2 separate regions of the Homo sapiens genome follow, and region 2 is linked to region 1. Evidence: chromatin contacts called from ENCODE Hi-C or POLR2A ChIA-PET data. All regions are on one chromosome and are shown on one strand. The core of a region is the stretch at or near the end of the contact, and the rest is flanking DNA. Distances in the headings are between cores, read along the strand shown.

Evidence for each region. A loop is a pair of places that touch in the nucleus more often than their neighbours do. ChIA-PET counts read pairs that join two places held with the same protein, here RNA polymerase II (POLR2A). Pooled maps may share reads with other maps.
Region 2: a pooled map shows a loop between it and region 1 (2.9-fold over the local background). The contact joins two enhancer-like sites. A Hi-C loop is called at or near these places in 3 of 50 pooled maps. POLR2A ChIA-PET finds 5 or more read pairs at or near these places in 3 of 52 experiments (H1, Panc1 and activated naive CD8-positive, alpha-beta T cell).

The regions. Positions count from the first base shown.
Region 1 is chr6:43,710,673-43,716,803 of GRCh38, reverse strand. No RefSeq gene overlaps it. Among named protein-coding and RNA genes, the nearest start is that of MRPS18A, 26 kb to the right of the region's middle. Within about 2 kb of position 2,613, at least 9 of the 41 ENCODE cell types and tissues checked have a DNase peak (open chromatin) inside an H3K27ac peak, as active enhancers do.
Region 2 is chr6:44,175,302-44,181,432 of GRCh38, reverse strand. It overlaps CAPN11 (calpain 11), which reads right to left. Exons shown (of 23, transcript NM_007058.4): 8 at 5,282-5,365; 9 at 5,095-5,180; 10 at 4,778-4,852; 11 at 4,435-4,595; 12 at 4,013-4,191; 13 at 1,803-1,814; 14 at 1,270-1,481; 15 at 934-973; 16 at 771-836; 17 at 628-685; 18 at 436-500; 19 at 113-181. Among named protein-coding and RNA genes, the nearest start is that of CAPN11, 20 kb to the right of the region's middle. RefSeq lists an enhancer at 4,078-4,780. Within about 2 kb of position 3,257, at least 9 of the 41 ENCODE cell types and tissues checked have a DNase peak (open chromatin) inside an H3K27ac peak, as active enhancers do.

The DNA of each region.
Region 1 (6,131 bases), core at 1,364-3,863:
GCTCCAGTCTCTGACACCACCTTCACATGCGTCTTCACACGGCTGTCCCCACCACGTCTCTCAGTGTTTTTACTTGTTTCTTAGGAGGACGCTTTCACTGGATTTGGGGCCCACACTAATCCAGCGTGATCGCATCTCAATCCTCACCTTCATTACCTCTGCAAAGATCCTATCTCCAAATAAGGTCCCATGCTCAGGTTCCAGGTGGGCATAAACTTTGGGGGTCTCTATTCAATCCACTACATTCCCCAACCTCAGAGTGAGCCAAGCTTAATTCCCCAGACTCCCTATTACCTGGCACAGCCATGGTCCCTGCCCAAGCCTGCTTCCAGACCCCCACCCCTCTGCCCCTGCATGTCCCAGGTCCCGTGGCCCTGCGCCTGGGCTCCCCAGTGCCATGCGTGCATGCCTATGTGCATGTGCACAGATTCCCCCTTCACTTGGCGGTGAGAAAGGGGGATTCTAGGCTTCAGCAGGAGCCTACAGGGGCCTCTCTGCTCGGAAATGCTTCTTCCTCTCCCCCTGGCAGCTGTTTGGCTTGGCGGGGGCCCATCTGGCAGGCTCAGCAGCCAAGGAGCCCTAGGGGGCAGTGGGAGGGAATGGTGAGGGGCAGGCAGCTCCGTAGTCCTCAGGCCCAGGCCCTGGGAGCTGGGCCAATGGCGGGCCTCCCTGCTGGCTGGCTCCAGCCCCTTCGCTCTTGGTTCTCCTCCTCCCTGGTCTCCCGTCCTCCCCATCCTGTAAAGGGGAATTCTGGAGACCCTCCACCACCCTGCACTAGCCAAGGAGAAGACGTGCAGAAGAGGAGCAGCAACTGGCAAAGCAAGAAACACACCCAGGGAAAGGGCAGTCAGTGGCTCCTGAGGATCCGCTCATGGGGGCTCTGGATACTCTTTGAGGGCACCCTAGGACAACCTGGACTTCTCCCAACCTCTGATATTCTGTCCTCTGCTCCTTCCATGTTCCTGAAATTTCCTGTCCCTGGTGTCCCCTCCAGGGCACTTGCCTTCTTCCAGGGCCCCTCTGAACCCCCAAGCTGTTGCCTACTTTTCTGGGTCAGGCCTCTCTTCAGTAAGCAGGACAGAAAATGATGCCCTCAGCCCCTAGCAGGTCCTACAACCTCTTTCTACTGATGGGAAAATGTAAAACACATGCGCACACACGCACACACACACACACACACACACAGGGAGGGGCACAGGATAATGAGCCTGGGCTTTAGGGTTCATTTGGCCTGGGTTCAAGTTGCAACCCTGCACTTGACACCTGTGTGATCCTGGACAGGTAACTTAGCCTCTCTGAGCCTTGATATAGCCTCATAAAAGTAAGACTACTCATAGCTAACTTCCAGGGTTGCAAGGATAAAATTGCATAGCCTCTGAAATAAGGTAGGTATTCTCTAAATGACAACAACTTCCTATGTGCCAGGCACTGCATTAAGCACTTTGCATAGATTATCTCATTTAATACTAATAATAACTTTATGAAATAGAAACTATTTCATGGCTAAGGAAGCTGAGCAGTTTGCTTTGGGTCCCAGAACTGGTTGAGAGATTGAGCTGAGATTTGATTCTAAGCGCTGTGAATCCAAACCCTGCACTCGAAACTACCATGCTCTGTTGCCTATGCTACTGGCAGTGTAGACATGGTAGATGGTGTTAGTATTAATACCACAGAGAGCAGCTGGGCTGCAGGGGTTTTCCCGGGGCCCCTGCAGGTGCAGCTTGGAGGTCAACCTTACCCTGCACACAGATTTGCATGCAGCTTGAAAGTCGGGATCTGCCTGGCTGCCTTAGTAATTCTGGAGTCCTGGACACGAGGGCCAACCCATCCCAGTCACAGGAGACCACTGAAACTGAAGCTCCCAAGGCTCTCGTGCCTTGGCACATCTGGAAGCTATTAGCCTCCTTTCTACCACCTACCCCCTCAACCCCGCCCCCCAGCCAGCTGTTCACAGTGGCTAATTCTGGGAAGTGCCCCTCAGCCAGTGGCTGCCTGCAGGGGAGCGGGGAGGGGGGTTCCTCACCAACACATCCATGGGGTGGAGGGGAGGTGGGCAGGCAGCAGAGGGTTAATCTGAGTAACTACAGCTGCTGGTCTCCTCCCCCAACCCACAGATAGATAGCCAGTGGGGTTACTCCTGGTTGAGTAATGAGGAGGGAAGAGAGCGGGAGGAGGCAGGGGTGAGTGTGGAGGGAGACCAAGGAGCAGAGACTGAGAAAATGTTTCTGCTGGCAAAGATCTTTAAAAGGTCATCTGATATTGTCCATCCCCCTGTTTCCTGGGGGTCACGGTGACCTCATGGTGTAGTGGAAAGAGGGCAGTCTTTGTAGTTGAGCAAAGCTGGGTCACAATCCTGACTCCGTCGCTGTCAGTCTGTACAACCTTGAGCAAGGTCCTTACCCTCTCCAGGCCTAAGCAGCCTCATTTGTGCAATGGGAGAACAGCACCCCTCTGGCAAGGCTGCCAAGAGAGTTCTGGGAGATACAGTCTGGTCCATGCCCAAAAACATTCGCTCCCTCATCTCTAAGAGCGGCAAGAAGCTTCGAGAGAGGTCTTCCCTTGGTTCCACTACCTGCCTCACTTTCTGGGATCTCACCGTCTAGATCCTGAATCCAGCACACCCATCTTACTGTGAGGCCTGCCGTCAAAGCCATGCCCTGCCTAGAGACTTGACTTGCCCTCCTCTCTGCCCAGCGCTGCCCTCCTCACTTTCTAAACTTGCTGAAGACCCCCACCGCCGGCACTGACAGCTCCCACTGGCTCCAATTGTCCCAAACCTCCCTCCACCCCGTAGTACCTGTGTCATTCAGGAGGTTATCTGACATCTCTGAACTCAGTTATCCTGGGGGTTAAATGTCGCTGCTGCAAAAATGCCTCCTTATATACTACTGCGCGTAATCTTCATAGCAATTCTTGAAAATAAGATCTAACCACAATTTTGTATATCGAGAGGGAAGAACAGATGCTAACTTTTTTTTTGTTTTTCAGATTTGAGACAGGATGTCACTCTGTCACCAAGGCTGGAGTGCAGTGGTGCAATCTGCTCACTGCATGCAAACTTCACCTCCTGGGCTCAAACAATCCTCCCATCTCAGCCTCCCAAGTAGCTGGGATTACAGGTGCATGCCACCACACCTGACTTTTTTTTTTTTTTTTTTTTGAGGTGAAGTTTCATTCTTGTTGCCTAGGCTGGAGTGCTGGGGTATAATCTTGGCTCACTGCAACCTCCGCCTCCCGGGTTCAAGTGATTCTCCTGCCTCAGCCTCCCGAATAGCTGGGATTGCAGGCACCCACCACCACATCCAGCTAATTTTTTTTTTTTTTTTTTTGAGACGGAGTCTCGCTCTGTCGCCCAGGCCAGACTGCGGACTGCAGTGGCGCAATCTCGGCTCACTGCAAGCTCCGCTTCCCAGGTTCACGCCATTCTCCTGCCTCAGCCTCCGAGTAGCTGGGACTACAGGCGCCCGCCACCGCGCCCAGCTAATTTTTTGTATTTTTAGTAGAGACGGGGTTTCACCTTGTTAGCCAGGATGGTCTCGATCTCCTGACCTCATGATCCACCCGCCTCGGCCTCCCAAAGTGCTGGGATTACAGGCGTGAGCCACCGCGCCCGGCCAATTTTTGTATTTTTAGTAGAGATGGGGTTCCACCACGTTGGCCAGGCTGGTCTTGAACTCCTGACCTCAGGTGATCCACCCACCCCAACCTCCCAAAGTGCTGGGATTATAGGCGTGAGCCATGGCACCTGGCCGATGCTAACATTTATTAAAGACTTGCTGCACACCAAGCCATGGACTGGGCCTGAGAGAAAAGCTGAGGAAATCCTGGATTTTCCCCTTAGAAGACTTTAATACTTGAAGAATTTTAATAAATGAAGAACTGGTTAGTATCTCCTACTGGTGCTACTGCGCAAAGGGCCTGTGTCCCCAGGCAACCAGACAGCCTCCCCCTCATTATCCTGGCTGGGACACAGAGAACAGCTGCTGAGCCCTAACCCAAGGGGCTGTTCCGTCACCTGCAATTGGGTGGCCCCTACACCCCCTTTCACAAGTCATTCCCCTTCCTGTTGCCCGACAAGCTCTAGTCCCTCTGGAGCAATGAAATCACATCCCACATGCTCCTAGCCTCCATTCTTAGCTTTTCCTCGAATCCACACCCGCTTAACCCATTTGATGACTGATCTGCAGGAGCCAATCCAGGTTAGTTCTTTGCCGTTATTTAACCACTGTTCACTGAGTGCTTCTTCCGTGCTAGGCACTGTCTACTATCTCTTTTGTTTGTTTGTTTGTTTTTGTTGTTGTTTTTTGTTTTTTTGAGACAGAGTCTTGCTCTGTCACCCAGGCTGGGGCGCAACGGTGCAATCTCAGCTCACTACAGCCTCCACCTCCCAGTTTCAAGTGATCCTCCTGCCTCAGCCCCCTGAGTAGCTGGGATTACAGGCGTGTGCCACAATGCCCAGCTAATTTTTGTATTTGTAGTAGAGATGGGATTTCGCCATGTTGGTCAGGCTGGTCTCAAACTTCTGACCTCAGGTGATCTGCCTGCCTCAGCCTCCCAAAGTGCTGGGACTACAGGCATGAGCCACCTGTCCAGCCTCTACTATCTCATTGAACACTATACACACACACAAACACACACACACACACACACACACACACACACACACAGAGTAACCCCAAAATGAGTATTATTATGTCAATCTTACAAATGAGGACACCAAGCCTCAGAAGCAGTCCCACCCCAAATCCTGCCCAGTCCTAGTCCATGGGAACAGCACCCACCTGCCTTGGGAAGGGCACAGCAGCAGCCCTGCTCAAGTGGTAAGTTCACCCAGATCAAAGGATTCCAGACTTGAATAGTCAGCCATCTAGGCATCAGCCCACCAGCCCATCTCAGACTCAACATGGCCAAAACCAAACCTCTGATCTTTTCCTTCAAACGTGCTTCATCCACAGCTTCCCTATCTCCACTAATAGCAACTCTATCCTTCCAACAGCTCGGGCCAGCAATCTTGGATCCACCTTTGACACCTCTCCCTCTCACCTTCAACCATCAAGAAATCTTGTTGGCTCGACCCTTGAAATATATTCAGGACCCACCACTCCCAGCCACCTCCACCGCTTGCACCAAGCTCCCAGCCCCTCTCTCCTGGACTACTTCAGTCTTCCTGCAGGTTTCCCTCCTGCCCTGGGACCCTACAGTCTACTCTCCACTTAGTAACCAGAGTTCTATTTGACTCTTTTTAAGCCAACCACATCCCTCCTCTGCCCAACCCACCCCAGTGACTCCCTTCCCACTCACAGGAAAAGCCAGGACCTCACAATGGCCTTCAGAACCACACCATCTGACCTCAGCCCCCTTCCTCTCCACCCCCTACTCTCCTCGGTCCCTCTGCTCCAGCCACACTGGCCTCAAACCCTCAAGGCACGCTCCTGCCTCACGGCCTTTGCTCCAGCTGTTTTCTTTGCCTTGAACGCTCTTCCCCCAAATATCATCATGGCTCACTCCCTCATATCCCTTTAGCTTTTGATCCTAAATCTCTCTACCCTTACCAAACTATTTATTTCTGTAACCACACTTCCCTTGACACTCTGTCTTCTCTCCTTATCTTAGTCAACTCTTATTTTCCAAAGCCTTTATCAGCCTCTAATATGCCCTATAATTTACTTATTTTTATGCGTTCCTCTTTATCTCCTCTCTCACCCACTAGAATGTCAAATCTATGTGGGCAGGCAAATCTGTGTTGTTCATTGTGGTATCCCAAATACCTGGAATTATGCTTGACACATAGTAGGTGTTTAATAAACATTTTTTGAAAGAATGAGGCAACTGAGCTGGTATGTATCCTGAGGATGCATTTGGGAAAGCACAAGTGAATTTGTTCTTTCACTAAACATTTTTGGAGGGCTCTCTTCTGTGTCAGGCCCTGTACTGAGCCCAGAAGAATGATTAGGAGTAGATGTGGTCCCTTCTCCCGAGACTCGTCAGCCAAAAGAAGACACAAGCACCACCTCCAGCAAGGGATGAGGGGCCAGCCAACTTAATGCAGTCATCATTGAGCACACAGCATATGGGAGGCCCCTTGCTGAGAGATCATTTTTGCCTTGCCCTTAAAATGGTTTCATATTTGA
Region 2 (6,131 bases), core at 2,008-4,507, 460 kb before region 1:
TGTGTGTGTGTGTGTGGTTAGGGCTTGGGTTCTAGCTTCCCCTCATTAGTTCCATCTCTCCTAAGACCCTCTTTTCCTCACCCCTGGAGGCTGCCCCTTTAGTGCCCTTTACCATCCATTTCTTGAGTTTTTTCCACAGGATCTTGAACTCTAGAAGCCCCAGCTTGCCAGAGCCATCTTTCTGGAAGGTGGTCAAGGACAGCAGAGAAGGAGTGAAGAAGGCATCCCAGGGGATAGGGAAGCAGCGGGGGTTCCTGAGGGGACACACAAGCCCTGGGGTTCCGGTACTGTAGCAGCCAGAAGAACTGGCATCTTCTGCTACCCCAGAGCCTAATCCCCATCAGGGAGGAGGACGTGGCTGGCCCAGGGTGGCCATCTCTGGGCCAGGCTTGTGGGCAGGGGACAGGGCCAAGAGAGCACTGGACAGGAGGATACATCCATGAGGTTGATCATGCAGCGGCAAGCATCCAGGCCAAAGCCCTTGGTCTTGAAGCTTTTGACTGTGAGGAAGGGAAGGGGTAGAAAGGAGAGACAGGGTAAATGAGGTATCGTGGGGGCACTGGGAGTGATCAAGAGGGGCACAAAATATGGGGGAGGGGTCGTGTGCAGCAGGAGTGGAAGACTCACATTTGATGGCCATCCTGTTGAGCAGCCTCTGGAGCTCATACACCCCTATCTCCTTGCCCTAGGAAGGGGAACTGTGAACCCCACTCGGGCCCCTCCAGCCCCTCATCCCCCTCCTGTCAGCCCTCCGCTCGTGGCCTGCTCACCTCTCCTGCCACTATCTTAAACAAATGTAGGAAGTCCTGGTCCATGTCATCCTCAGAGACCTTTTCCTGGGGGCCGGGGAGCAGGAAAGGGACCTGGTCAGAAAACTTCTTTCACAGGCCCAGGAGCTTCCTTCCAACCCCCAGCCCTACAGTCTCCCCTCACCTCTTGGAGTTGCTCAGCATAGTTGACTTCATCCAATTCCCTGGGCAAAATGATTGAAAGCTCAAGAGTTACCAGGGGGAGGGAGGTGGGGGTTTTAGTGGGGTGCTCTGGGGGTCATGTCATGTCTTTGAAGCAATATAGGGCAGCTCCATGGAATATGGGTTCTAGTTCTAGTTCTGGTTCTGCCACTAACTGGGACTTCACCTTCTCATGCCTCAGTTTCCCTGACTGTAAAATAGGGACAAAGTGAGGGAGGACCCGACAGCAGCTCCCTGAGCTTGATATCCTGCAGCTCTTGGGTGGCGGGCCTTGGAGCAGTGAGCTGCAGCCCCTTACCATGACTCGCTGTGCTTCTCGGTGAAGACCCGAAGCAGGAAGTCAGCATCTCTGTGTGGCTCAAAGGTGGAGGGAATAATGATATATTCCCCCGGAGGCAGCCGGAGTTGGCTGCTCACCTCCCGTGAGTTGGTGAAGATCTCTGAGAAGCCGTGGTCCTGATACTTCGTGAAGAATTCCTTCTTCAAGTGGACATCCTGAATGTTCTGAAACTATATGCATCCTGGAAGTGGGTACAGGACTGGCATGGGAGGTTAGGGAGGGAGGGTCCCCCAGGGTGAACAGCCTGGCCGGGCAGGGTTGGAGGTAGGTGCCACCACCAACTGACCTGGCCTGGACACCATCTAAGTGGCCCGCAACTCCAACAGGGTCTCTTCCTTTCCCGACCCCTACCAGCCCTGAAGAGGGCTGGAATCCTAACCCAGTGACCCCCAGAGCCTCTCGCCAAATTCCACCCTTTGCCAATCCACTTGCAGCCAGGGGTGGAGTGGGTATGTGTCCAGGAACAAGCCCCACATCTTTATCTTCTGTACCTCTTTTGGGACCTGGGAAGGGAAGAAAGAGGAGAGTCAGATCTCTAGGGTGGTGAAGGGCCTCAGGCCTTCAGAAGCCAAGTGGGATGTGTATAGTGTGTGTCTGTGTGTGTGTGTTGTTGGAGGGGTATTAAGGGCACTGGGATACTGGTGGTGGAGTGGGGCACGGGCTCTGACAGTTCAAAGGTCCTGGCATTAACAATCCCTCTGCTGCAGAGGTGGGAGGATTGCTTGAGCTGGAGGTCAAGGCTGCAGTGAGTCACGATCATGTCACTGCCCTCCAGCCTGGGCAATAGAGTGAGACCCTGTCTCAAAAAAAAAAAAAAAATTCCTTCAGCTTTGGATAGGAAAGTACAGTTTATGCAAGGTAGATTTTTATCATTCCAGGTTAAGGGAAGGAAACAGAATCCCAAAGATGTGAGGTGATTTGTCCAACCTCAGATGGCTGAAAAGTGAAAGAGTTAGGATAAAAATCTAGGACAGTGTTTTGCTTTTCCGTGGAACACTCATATCCTGCAGGAAGTGAATAGAAGATTACTAAAATTGAGGATCGAGGACAAATAAGTTTGTAAAAATGTGAGTTAAACCAAGTTAAACAGGTTGCTCTATTGCAGAGGTGGCTTATCAGCACCTCAGTGTGCTTGTGTGCACCGGAGAGCTCAGGCTGCAGTAGTCTTTCCTGAGCTTTTTTAACCTTGAAGATGTCTTTGAGACAGGGTCTCACTCTGCGCCCAGGCTGAAGAGCAGTGGTGCGATCATGGCTTGCCGCAGCTTCGACCTCCTGAGCTCAAGTGATCCTCTCACCTCAGCTTCTCGAGTAGCTGGGACCACAGGTGTGTGCCACCATGCCCGGCTAATTTTTTTTTTTTTTTTTTTTTTTAATCGAGACAGGGTCTTGCTGTGTTGCCCAGGCTGGTGTTAAATTCTTTGGGCATCCTCCAAGTGATCCTCCCACCTCGGCCTCTCAAAGTGCTGGGATAATAGGCATGAGCCACCTCCCCCAGCAAAAATGTTATCCTGAGGCACCAGTCTGTTAGCCTGGTGGACTAATGGCCCTAAGAGTAGGGCAAGGCTTGTGTCTGTTTTGCTCACTATTGAACCCCTGGAGACTGGACAGGGGCCTGGCACACAGTAGATGCTCCATAAATACTTGCTTATATAAGGGAATGCAAGTGAATGAACAACATTCTTTTGGAGAATGTGGAGAATTTTGCAAAGCATGGTTTGGCTTGGGAAATGCTTATCAGGGCTTTCTCTTGGCTCCTGGAGTGAGTACTGCTGGTGGGGCAGACAAGGGGGATGGATTGTCGGGCGGGGCGTGTGGAGAAGTCTCAGAGCGCCTGGGAATCAGGACACAGGCTTGGCCTCTGACCCTTGGATGTGTGAGCTTGGGCAAGTGACTTCATGTCTCTGGCCCGCAGGCTCCTTCCGCTTCCTTAAAGGCATTAGTAGTTAGTATTCCTAAGACCTTTGGAACAATGCCTGGCACAAAGGATGAAATCTGTGAAGAGAAAACTGCCGGCTCTGGCTTGAAAGGCACAAAGCACCATTCAAGAGTCAGGGCTCAGCCTGGGCAACATAGTGAGACCCTATCTTACGAAAAATTTTAAAAAACTAGCAGGACAATTGCCTGTAGTCCTAGCTAGTCAGGAGGCTGAGGTGGAAGGATTGCTTGAGCCTGGGAGGTCAGGGCCGCTGTGAGCCGTAATCACGCCACTGCATTCCAACCTGGGCAACAGATTGAGCTCCTGTCTTAAAAAAAAAATCAGGGCTGTGAAGCCTGTTGGAGCCTGTCCCTCTCCCAGGCAGGAAGTGGCCCTGGGGAGAAAGGAGTGAGGCCAGGCAGCCGGGTGTGGTGGCTCACACCTGTAATTCCAACACTTTGGGAGGCCGAGACAGGCAGATTACCTGAGGTCATGAGTTCCAGACCAGCCTAGCCAACATGGTGAAACCCCGTCTCTACTAAAAATACAAAAATTAGCTGGGCATGGTGGTGCACGTCTGTAATCCAGCTACTGGGAAGGCTGAGGCACGAGAATCACTTGAACTGGGGAGGCTGAGGTTGCAGTGAATGGAGATTGTGCCACTGCACTCCAGCCTGGGCAACAGAGTGAGACTCTGTCTCGAAAAAAAAAAAAGAAAGAAAGAAAGAAAGGAGTGAGGTCAGGTGAGGGAGAGTGAGTGGCGGGCGAGACCAGCCAGGCACCCACCGCGTAGAGGACAAAGCCAATGGTCTGCAGCTGGGCTCCCTGCTGCCGTGCATGCCGCCAGTTCTTCTGCATTAGGGCCACCAGGCAGGTGCAGACCACAACATTGCCCTCTGCGTCATCCTCTGGGTCATCCCCCTCAGGAAGAGAGATCTTAAACTGGGGGTTGGTCCAGAACGTGCCTGTGGCGGAAGTGGGTCAGCGTGGTTATACGGGGGCTTCCCTTGGCCACGCCCTTCCCAGGGTGGACCGAGCTTCCCCAGCCACACTGGAGCTGTCTCCTCCACAGGGGCTGTGAAATCTGACTAACCCTTGACCTCATGGACCCTGACTCCGGTGACTCGTGCCCCAGGTCTGGTTTCGTGGTGAGCCGTGGCCCATCCTTCACTCCCTGCACACCCCCTCCCCTCTCACCCCTCACCCACCAGGGTGGTTCCTGCAGCCCCCTGCGGAGCTGCCTCTGCGCCAGCTGCCCTCGTAGAAGGTGGTGTGCCAGTAGCTCTTGTAGTCCCCAGAGAGTGTATCAGGCGTGAGGTTGCAGATCTCCAGGAGCGTGAAGTTGTTCAGGAAATCTTGGTAGGACATCCTGTGGTGGGGTGGGGGTGGAGCCCGTCAGCAGCACACTTGCATCCTCAGTTCCCTCTCCCTGAACCACCCCCCACAACCACCCCAAGCCTCCCCATCCAAGGCACAGAGAGGAGCGGAGCAGGGAGATGAAGGACCAGGGCCTAGGGTGGTGGTAAGAAGCCCACCCCAAGCCACACTGACCAGAACTCCCCGTCCTCCGTCTTGTGCAGCAGCTGCATCTGGATGTCTGAGGCCACCTCTTCCCACTCCCTGGCACTGGAGCAGAGATGGGCGGTGGAAGGAGAGGGGCGGAGGTCATGTGGCACCTCCTTCCTCTCCAGGGGACTGCCTCTTCCCTGAATGTCTGCCTGCTGGGGTGCGGAGCTAGATGGAGAATCTAGAGGGAGGAGCTTTGCCCTGTTGTACAGGTTGTTCTCCTAGATGGGACACCAGTCGGTCCACCTGGCACCGCCTGCTGTATCCTCCGACCACCCCTCACCTGGGTTGGGGACACCTACCTGTCACTCCAAGCTCCATTCCACTCAATCCGGCCCCAGGGATTCCGGACCCGAATCAGTGTTTCCATTTTGCCTCTGTAGTGGACCTGGGTGGGCGGGGGTGGTTAAAGGTCAGAGTTATGGGGTCAGGGAGACGTTCTCCTCCTTCTCAGGGTCCTCAGGGTAGGGCGCATTTCTCAGGACTCACATCCTGAAGGCCAGTCACAGAGTAAGCGTGCCCTCTCACCAGCATCTTGTCAGTCATGGATTCCAGTTCACTATCACTGGTGACCTACAGAACAGAGAGGGAGGGAGAGCATGGAGGGCATGGAGGGCATGGAGGACCTGGACTGGGCACCCAAAGGAAGGGGCGAGCTCTCCAGGTTAATTTTTTTAAACTAAACTTTTAAATTATTATCATTATTTTGAAATAATTGCAGATTCACATGCAATTGTAACAAATAATACAGAGAAATCCCGTGTATCCCATACTCAGGTTCCCCCAGTGGTAACATCTGGCAAAACTACAGTGAAATATCAAAACTAGAACGTTTTAAAAATTATTATTATTATTTATTATTATTTGAGACAGAGCTTTGCTCTTGTTGCTCTTGGAGTGCAGTGGTGAGATCTCGGCTCACTGCAACCTCTGCCTCGCAGGTTCAAGGGATTCTCCTGCCTCAGACTCCCAAGTAGCTGGGATTACAGGCGCCCGCCACCACGCCTGGCTAATTTCTTGTATTTTTAGTATAGATGGGGTTTTACCATGTTGGCCAGGCTGGTCTTGAACTCCTGACCTCAGGTGATCCGCCCACCTCGGCTTCCCAAAGTGCTGGGATTACAAGCATGAGCCACCGCACCCGGCTTTATTATTATTTTTGAGACAGGGTCTCGCTGTGTCACCCAGGCTGGAGTGCAGTGGTGTGATCTCGGTTCACTGCAGCCTCAACCTCCCAGATTCAAACGAGCCTCTCACCTCAGCCTCCTGAGTAGCTGGGACTACAGGCTCTTGCCACCATGCCCAGCTAATTTTTGTATTTTTAGTAGAGATTGGGTCT